2 separate regions of the Homo sapiens genome follow, and region 2 is linked to region 1. The links are chromatin contacts, found by Hi-C in ENCODE. All regions are on one chromosome and are shown on one strand. The core of a region is the stretch at or near the end of the contact, and the rest is flanking DNA. Distances in the headings are between cores, read along the strand shown.

The links. Hi-C counts contacts between places; a loop is a spot of excess contacts on that map. Pooled maps may share reads with other maps.
Region 2: a loop to region 1 is called in a map with no recorded cell type, with 12 times the contacts of the local background. The contact joins two enhancer-like sites. A Hi-C loop is called at or near these places in 2 of 37 single-sample maps with no recorded cell type and 2 of 50 pooled maps.

The regions. Positions count from the first base shown.
Region 1 is chr3:133,472,378-133,477,380 of GRCh38, reverse strand. It overlaps BFSP2 (beaded filament structural protein 2), which reads right to left. Exons shown (of 7, transcript NM_003571.4): 6 at 4,816-5,003; 7 at 2,173-2,412. The coding sequence ends at 2,409. All of the region lies in intron 1 of BFSP2-AS1 (BFSP2 antisense RNA 1), which reads left to right. Among named protein-coding and RNA genes, the nearest start is that of BFSP2-AS1, 16 kb to the left of the region's middle. RefSeq lists enhancers at 1,848-1,917, 3,501-4,160. Within about 2 kb of position 3,005, at least 12 of the 41 ENCODE cell types and tissues checked have a DNase peak (open chromatin) inside an H3K27ac peak, as active enhancers do.
Region 2 is chr3:141,376,365-141,380,986 of GRCh38, reverse strand. The region is part of intron 2 of ZBTB38 (zinc finger and BTB domain containing 38); the gene reads right to left. Among named protein-coding and RNA genes, the nearest start is that of ZBTB38, 10 kb to the right of the region's middle. RefSeq lists a silencer at 1,120-1,169 and enhancers at 1,300-1,389, 1,420-1,569. Within about 2 kb of position 1,591, at least 6 of the 41 ENCODE cell types and tissues checked have a DNase peak (open chromatin) inside an H3K27ac peak, as active enhancers do.

The sequences.
Region 1 (5,003 bases), core at 1,756-4,255:
TTGCCTGGTGTGGAAATAGAGCTCGGTTGTGTTTCAGGAGGTGTCCATTGGGAGCCCTGCTCTGGTCTGCTCCAGAACAAATGCTCTGTCCTTGACACCAATACAAGCAGCAGCCTCCCCTGCCACCTGTCAGTGAACCACTGCCAAAGCGTAATTGTACTGGGATGTTGTGAGAGGAAGCCTGATTTAAACGAGGCCCTGGCAGAGTTGGGGGGCCAGCAGTGCCTTCTCATACCTGTTAATGAAGCCTCATTAGAAACAGCAAGAGCCTGTGCTGGGAACTGGAAGCACCAGTCTGCCACGGCTCTCCCTGCCAAAGGGTGATTAACTGAATGATTTACGGCAGCTGCTCTTTGAGATGATGGTGCGGAGGAGACCAAGTGTGTGCAGCCCTGCACAGCATGCTGTCTGGTGGAAACTCAGGAGGATGCGCAGATACATTCTCCCGTCTTTCCAGTGGCTGAAACGACTTCCAGGTTCTAAAAACTGCATGGCCATTCGGTCATAGAAGTACCTCCTTTTGATGGCTGACCTTTTGGGGACTGTCACCTTTGAAGCCTCCAGCTACATTTAGGTTAGGAATTTAGGTCTTGCCTGAGGGACCAAAAATTAATAGTAACAAGAAAGACAGAAAAGAAACAGACGTCAGTGTCTTGTGCATCCAACATAGCAAGGCCAGCCACCCACTTTGTTTTCTGGCAAGACTCTTGTACCCAGGCGGTTCAATTATGGGCAGCCCCATAGTGTGCAGCTATGGAGATGGATACTTTGCTAAAATGTAGTTTTAGGGTGTCTTGCCTATTTCCATGTCTCAAACAACAAACTGACCTATGTCAAGGGGCTATGCACATTGTAAATAGTGGTTCTGCTCATGTGATCTTTAATACAATTCCTTTGCTCTTGCAGGCCAAAAAGGAAAACCAGTTGTAGCAATTCCAACCAGGATACCATATATCTTGCCTTTTATTTATTTATTTTTTTTGTGTGATAGTCTTGCTCTGTTGCCCAGGCTGGAGTGCAGTGGCACAATCTCGGCTCACTGCAACCTCCGCCTCCTGGGTTCAAACGATTCTTCTGCCTCAGCCCCCTGAGTAGCTGGGACTACAGGCGCCCGCCACCAAGCCTGGCTAACGTCTGTATTTTTAGTAGAGACGGGGTTTCACCATATTCGCCAGGCTGGTCTCGAACTCCTGACCTTGTGATCTGCCCACCTTGGCCTCCCAAAGTGCTGGGATTACAGGCATGAGCCACCGCGCCTGGCCACCTTGCTTCTCTTATAAGCAATCCTTAAGGATAAATAAATGTTCTTTTCTTTGTGTGGGCCTTGGTTATTTGGACCCTCGGGTATGGGGGTTTTCAAATGTACCAGTGTTGGATACATCCCCCTGTCTGGATTAGCAGCTCACAAACACAAAGACTCAGCTTGGATATTTTGGTCTGTAATTCTGTGTGATAGGTAGACCAACAGAAGTTTGAGGGAGGAATGACAAAATTAAAGTTGGGCTTTTTTTTTTTTTTTTTTTCCTTTCAGTTTTAGAGACACTGAGAACCTGTGGTAGGACACAGGTGGTGGTTTCAATTTTAATCAGAAGGCAAGAGAGTCTTGCCTGGGTAGGTGGCAGATGCATGAACTATATTTGGCTGGCTTAGGCCCTGAGAGAACTGGAGAAAGGACCCTGGAAGAAAATTCTGAGGCTGTAAGTGGGGTGAGCAACCACAGTGTAATTAATCCCCCACTTAGATTGAATGGGTTTAGATTGGGCTTAGATTGAAGTTCCCTTTTAACTGATTGAGAGATGCTCTGCCAATAGCAAGTGAAATGTGTGTGTCTGCACATGAATATGCATGCAGAGTATATTAAAGAGGTCTGAATACTCCACGATGCCTGTAATTATGAAACATGTGATAAAGCACCACACTAATCCCCTCTCGAGCAAGAGTGTTGTTTTTTGTCCCAGACTGCGTCAATCCTGCATGCCATGAGCACTGCTTTTGCCTCCGCAGCACTTTTATGTTGACAAACCCAAGAGCAGGTGACCCTAGGGAGGCAGATGGCGTCACACTCAAGGGAATCCTTCCAGAAGCCTTCAAGCATAGCTCTGTGAGCAAAGGCCAGACAGACAAAGTGATATCCATCTCGACCCTATAGTGAGTTGAACAAGGTGGGCAAACTGGACGCTGCGCACAAAGCATTTATTTGAAGGAGGACAAGGGAGATTGCTCAAGCTACAGACTACTCAGATTAAAGCAGAAGGATCCTCTCCACTTCCAGGAAGCTTTTCAGCTCAAGCTGAATTAACCAGGGAATCCAGCAGGGACTGGAGCTCAGGAGAAAGCTCCTCAAGCAACTTCTTGGGTCAGCTGTTGAGGAAGGGTGTTTTCTTCATGAAAAAGAGGAAGTTTCTCCATCAGCTGAAAGGAAACACATAGGAGTCAGAAGCAATGGGTGAGGAAAATCGGTCATTCTATCACAATAGGATTACGAGAAAGGGGGCCATCTCATGAAAGAATCTGGCCTTTGGAACAAGATAGTTTTGGGTTTTAAATAATTACTCCATGGTTATTTGCTGTGAGACCTTGGGCCATGACTTAAGCTCTCTGAGGCTTTGTTTCCTGTCTCTAAAACACGGATCATGAGGTTGTCTTGGCAGGGTTTGGAGGATAAACAAAAATAATCAAGAGTCAGGTCTGCCTTGGCACTCACTAAATGAACGTAGCACATAGATTCTTAAGAAGTAACTCGGCCTAACTCACTGCTCTTGCTGTTTGTTTAAATTGACTTTGTGTGTTTATACAGATGCTCATAGGCATCTGAAAAAAAAATACTTTGTTAGGAACATCTGGCTTTTATAATCAACAAAAATCAATTCAATAAAAGACAGTTGGAGAGGAGCTGGATGACATATTTTCCATTTGAAAGCAGGGCGTGGTTAGGTCGCTTCCTTGAGGCTCTCCCGCCTTCTGAATAAAGAGAGGTTACACAGTTGGAGAGAGCAGGAGACCTGGGCTCCCATCCCAGTGCTGTCTCCGCCTCCTGTGTGATCATGCGCAAATCTTTTTCCATTCTGGGTCTTTGTGTTCTCTCTTGAATCAGGAGGGGTTGGATGATACAATCACTAAGCTGTCTCTATTCCTTATTCAACATATGTCAGACAAGGAGTCTTGGAGGGAAATAAGAAGGCATAGAACTATGATACAAAATAAGGGCCTGGGTTTCTGGAAAGAGTTGGCAAGGAAGCTAAGGCCCAAGGCTGATGTATATGCCTCTGGAATCCTTATCTATTAAAAAAAGAGTGAGTGCAAGTGTGTGTGTGTAATTATGGCAGACTAACTCAACTCCTAGTCCCAACCCCTTGCCTGCCTCCACTATGGAGTCTGGAAAAGCTAAAGAGTTGCTTTCTTAGCCTCCCTTGCAGATGGGTATGGCCAGTATAAGCAGGTTCTGGCCAATGAGATATAAGGGACAGTCCACTGCAAGCCTCAAAATGTCTTTCCTTCACTGATTAAAGGAGAGGATCATTCAAGAAAAAGCCTTTTGACTTTTCATTTTGTTCTGTACTAAGAAAAATTCTTCTGCCTTGGGATCCTGTTGACCTGTGACCTTACCCCCAACCCTGTGCTCTCTGAAACATGTGCTGTGTCCACTCAGGGTTAAATGGATTAAGGGCGGTGCAAGATGTGCTTTGTTAAACAGATGCTTGAAGGCAGCATGCTCGTTAAGAGTCATCACCACTCCCTAATCTCAAGTACCCAGGGACACAAACACTGCGGAAGGCCGCAGGGTCCTCTGCCTAGGAAAACCAGAGACCTTTGTTCACTTGTTTATCTGCTGACCTTCCCTCCACTATTGTCCTATGACCCTGCCAAATCCCCCTCTGCGAGAAACACCCAAGAATGATCAATAAAAAAAAAGAAAAAGCCTTTTTTTTTTTTTTTTTTTTTGCTGCTGCCTCTTCTCTCCCACTTCCGGCCAGGAATGAGGATGTGATGTTTGGATCTGTGGCTGGCATATGGTAACCATGGGGTGACAAAGATAAAGACAAAAAGCCAATGTTGTCATGGTATGTTAGAAAGATGAAAAGAGCTTGAGTCCTTAATGAAATCTTTGAGCAGCCTAGATCACCTGTTTCTGGGACTCTTAAATAAATGATTTACACATCTTTGCTACTCAGAGTGTAGTCTGTGGAGCAGCAGTATAGTCATCACTTGGGAGCTTGTTAGAAAGGAAGACTCTCAGACCCCACCCCAGACGTACTGAAGCAGAATCTGCATTTAAAAAAGATGCCCAGCTGGGGTGTCACGGCTCACACCTGTAACCCCAGCTATTCTGGAGGCTTAGGTGAGAGGATCACTTGAGCCCAGGGGTTTGAGTCGAGACCAGCCTGGGCAACATACCGAGACGAGACCCTGTATCCAAAAAAAAAAAAAAGATGCGCAGGGTTTTGAGTGCACATTAGTTTCAGGAGCACTGGTTTATAGCCTCATTAATTAGGTTCTATTACAAGCAACTGAAACATTCCTAACAGCTATTATGTACGTCCTAGGTATACACATGTATGTGAATGTATGTGTGTATATATACATACATAAATATGCATACATATAGAAAATGTATTAGTATGTGAATATATTATATATATTATTTGTATGTGAATAGGAAAGGAAGGACACAGCTAGGCTGTGGGAATGGGTGCCTATGTGAGAGGAAGTCTGGGGTGATTTCTTCTTAAATACTTCTACAGTGTTTGGAAAATAATTATTTTTAAAGCCATGAATATGCATCTCTTGGATAATTGACGCGGAAGCGAGGCTTACCCGCTCTCCTCCCTGTCCAGCAGGGCGTGGTAGGACGCCACGTCCTTCTGCAGCTGGCACTTGCGGGCCAGCAGATGCGCGCGCTCCTGTTGCTGCTGCTCCGCCTCCGCTCGGATTTCCCTGAGCTCCGCCTCCAGCCGGCCGACCACAGCGCCCAGGTTCTGGAGCTCCATGTCATGCCAGTGCTT
Region 2 (4,622 bases), core at 342-2,841, 7.9 Mb before region 1:
TGGGGATATAAATGAAGGTAAAAAAGTAAGAATTCTTACAGATCCATAAAAATCCACCTCATGTGAGAGCATAATCTTCTCTTTATATCTTTCTTCACACCCTGGGCAACAAATATTTCAAGACTTAAACCTGGGAATAAATTTACTTGCTTTCTCTTCTCTCAGATACATGACATTGCAGCTCAGAAAGGGCCACAACAATGCACCTCTTCTCAGTCAGAGAAGCTTAACAAACCTCAGTGAGTCTTTAACTCCTTTCGACTAAAGAAAAAAACACAATGCATTTTGGTTGTATTGAATTATCTACCTAAGCCCACGTCTCTGGCTTGCTTCCTGCAAGATCTTTGTATCTTCCAGGGCACTAGAGCATTTCCTAACACCATGGAGAGGCTCACTGAGGATGTTTTGGACTCACCAACATCAAACTCCGGAGTCCTTTCTCTACCACTACCAGTGGGATCCTCAGCTTTGTATCATGAAGCCACTTCCTAAAGTTAAAGTACTTGCTTCAGGAGTTAAGGAATGGGCTTGGGGGCTGAAAATCTCTATGAAAATCTTTCAAGCACTTAATCACTTGTTTACCAAGGGGAGCCACAAGTTGTCTGGCAAGCAGACCACAGTGCTTTGTGTAAACCTGTCTCTCCTAGAACAGGGAAAGAGGAGACAGAAATAAGAGTGGCCTGACAACACTGCCACAGCCCCCAAAGAATACCTCAACATTTCCTCAGGCCCTCAGTGGCAGAGCGTGTTTCACAGAATTAAAGGACAAGGAAGACGCTTTAGAAAATGCCATCTAAACCATTTCTTTGAGGGAGAAGAAAATTAGGTTCAAAGAGAGTAAGTGTCATATTTACATAAATGCCTCATCAATGAGCATAGAAGCCATATTCCTTAATTTCTAGCATTCTGCTCTTTGTAATTCAACACACTGACTCAATTAAAAAAAATTCTAAGCTGTCAGATACTTAAAAATAGTTATAGGTTAATTGAATTAATGACTAAATGACAGAATGGAGGGTTTATAATATGTTTTCCAATTCCTCTCAGATGAAAATATCATACTACATTTGTTTAACTAAAAACAAAACTCAACTAAATATAATTTTAAGCAAAATAGTCAATGTTGGCCAAAATATCACCTGAAACTTCTCAATGTCACTTGAGACTTGTCAGAGAACCAGACTTGATTGCTATATTAAGTCAATTGACTAAGTTTAGCCTGCTGAAGTAGCCTTTATCCTCTTTGGTTTGCAAAGAAAAATCTCATGATTTAGCATGAACGGCTAAAAATAAGCTGCAGGTTTCATTTTCCGTTGTTCAGTATGGTTTTGAAACTAAAAGGTGCAAAACTACGAGATTCACCAACGACTACGGAAAGTCAGCGATTAAAATTGTCACCTTTCTAGCACACGATCCTGGTTGCCAACTCACAGCCAGGCCCGAGAAATGAGCACCGCTGTCCCTCTCATCATGGTCTCTTGAGTTGAGTCCCTCTAATAACTAAGGCACAGTTGGAAGCTGGAGGCTGAGGCCAGTCCTGGGGTAGCAGTGGATTGTGAGTGTATTGTCACATCCGGACAGGATGCCGCATAGACTTCAGCCCATATGCTCAGCCTCCATCTTAGGTGATGCTGGGGACTCCTCTGCAGAACCTGGGAGTAAATACAGCTCGAGTTTCATTAAGATAGGGCTCCCAAGGTGGTGAGTGCAGCAAGTCCCTCTTGACCTAAATGCCCATGGCCTTGTGCAATTCCATACTGCCAACCCAGGCAGCTCACAATAAATTTAATTTCAAAACTGTCTTTCCAGGGCCAAGTCTGGCAAAAAGGTATTTGACAGGGACGTAAATGCTTCAAAGAGAAGGCAGCCATCTCACTCTGTAGCATTCAGCTGTGGCACAAGGCCCAGAGACAGCAGCGCTGTTAAAAGAAAGCCCTCAGCTGAATGAGATTGAAAGGGGGCAAAGAAGGGTTAATCTCCTTCCATTAAAGGAGGGCCCATTTGGTGAAGGTGAAGAGTGTAATCTGTATGAAGAGCAGAGCAAAGAGCCATTCCAGAAAAGAAATTACTGCACAGGGGCGAGAAGGATGATTTGTCCTTGATTTTCACCATGAGACCATTTCTTAGATCTGAATCTACCTAGCTTTGAAGTTATGGTCTCAGGGAGGGGTAAATGGGGCACATTCACATTCATTGCTGGCATACTTGAGCTTTGATTCCATCCGAGATGGGCTGTCAGTCTCTGAGAAGCAGAGGGTGCGGCCAAAGCCAGCAGGACATTGTAGACTTCAAACCACAAGTTAGAAGGCGGCAAAATAAATAGTAGGAGTTGCTCATAAAGGGGAAGCCAGGGGATAAATCCCCCTCCTCAAGGTGGGAGAACCCTGTTTTAAACATAGTTTTAACAACTTTTAAAAAGTTTTAATACCTTTTTTGTGAAATAGCATAAGACGTACAAGAAGTTATACAGTGTCTACTTTCTCCACCTTCCCCCAGTGTTGTCTTACATCGCTGTAGTACTTGGGCTAAACCAAGAAACAGATGCTGGTATAGTTCAAATAAACGCAGATACAGTCTTATGTGATTTTACCAGTTTTTACATGCACTCTGTGTGTGTGTGTGTGTACCTGTATGTCTACAGTTCTATGCAACGTATCACATGTGCAGGCTGGAGTGATGACCATCACCATCAGAATAGAGAATAGTCACCACCACAGTTCCCTGTGCTCCTCCTCTGATAATCACACCCATCCTGACAACCACTGATCTGTTCTCTATCACTGTAATTTTTTTTTTTTTTTGCTTGTTGAGACAGGGTCTCGCTCTGTCACCCAGGCTGGGGGTGCAATGGCAAAATCATGGCTTACTGCAGCCTCAAACTCCTGGGCTCAAGCAGTCTTCCCATCTCAGCCTCTCAAGTAGCTGAGACCACAGGTGCACGCCCACATATCCCGCTAGTTTTGTAAATTTTTGTAGAGATGCGGGTCTCCCTGTGTTACCCTGGCTGGTCTCGAACTCCTGGGCACTCCTGCCTCAGCCTCCCAAAGTGCTGGGATTACAAGCATGAGCCACCGTGCATGGCCTATCACTGTGATTTTGTCAGTCCAAGAACGTTCTCTAAATGGAATCATGTAGCATATAACTCTTTGAGATTGGCTTTCAGCATAATGCCCTTGTGATCCATTTGAATTGTATGTAAAGAGCACATGCCTTTTTATTGCTGAATAGTATTTCAAGGTGTGGATGTACCAGTGTGTTACCCACTAACTTGCTGAAAAACATTTGGCTATTTTCCAGTTTTTAGGTATTACAAATAAAGCTGCTATAAATGTTCATGTAAAGTTTATTGCGTGAACATAAGTTTTCATTTCTCTTGTGTAAATACCCATGAGTAGGATTGCTGGATCACGTGGTAAGTATATGTTTAACTTTTATAAGAAACTGCCAAACAGTTTCCTAGAGTGGCTGTACCATTTTACATTCCTACAGGCAATGTAGGAGAGATCCAGTGTCCCCACATGTTTGCCAGCATTTGGTAACCTCAGTATTTTTTATTTAAGCCATCTACTAGATGTGTCGGGCTCCTTTTGATGGGCCACAGTCAAGAAGGCAGTTAAGCTCTGTGGCCTTCTGAGCTTAGCTGGGGTGACCTCAGATGTCTCTCATTGCTCCAGTTTTCCTGGTAGCTGTCTACACAGCAGTTTGGGCTGTCTGGCACTTAGGCGATGGAAAATGGGATGGTCTTTCTGGATGGGGGGGCTGAGTCTTTGGGTTTGCCCAGTTGCTCCTGACTGCAGTGGTGGGACATTGCTATCTGGGGATGCTGGGCCTCTTTGAGGCAGTGCCTCTTGGCCCAGCAGGAAGACTTGATACCAGTGGTACATGCTCCCATGGGGTAGGGCAGGTGAAATGACAGCTGTGGGGCAGGAACAGAGTTTGCCTGGGCCAGGGTCTTCCTGTAGCTTTGGCCAGAGGCTGTGTGAATACTTTTAATTTCTCAGGTTAGATCGTTATCAGCATAGTGTGAGAGGAAGTGGGACATGGAATCAATGTAGAGAGGCAAGGGTGGGACCACCAGTAGCACTTGTCAAATCTTGGGACCCACTGAACAATCTTTGCCCTTGAACTTTGTACTCTGTGACCACCCAAGACTCTCCAGCAGCATGTGGACACCTTGTCTGGATGCCATGGAACTCCTATTTTTGTCTCCTGTGGGTGAGATTTGGAAGCACTGCTGTCACCACCACATGGGCTTTCCTGGCCCAGGGGTCCAGGTCTCGTGAGCAATTAGAATGTCATCTGAGTATCAGAGGTGCTTCACTCAAGAAAGTTGTGCAGGACAACAAGGTGATGGGTTTTACATAAGGCAAACATTATAGTGAAGACTTGAACCGGCCCAGGCATTCTTGGAAAGTCACCCTCCATCTGATTCAAGGTACCTCTGGTTCAAGGGAGGTTGTAGACTTTTCCAGAACTCTTACTCATCATGACCCTGGAGCCATGAGTTTGGACTAGGAGGCCAAGAATCAGGAGAGTAGTGATCCTGAACAGGGATAACCTTGAGATAATGGAGACTTGCATGGGGCAGTGAAGCTTGGGGATCATCAACAAAATTCCCTGGT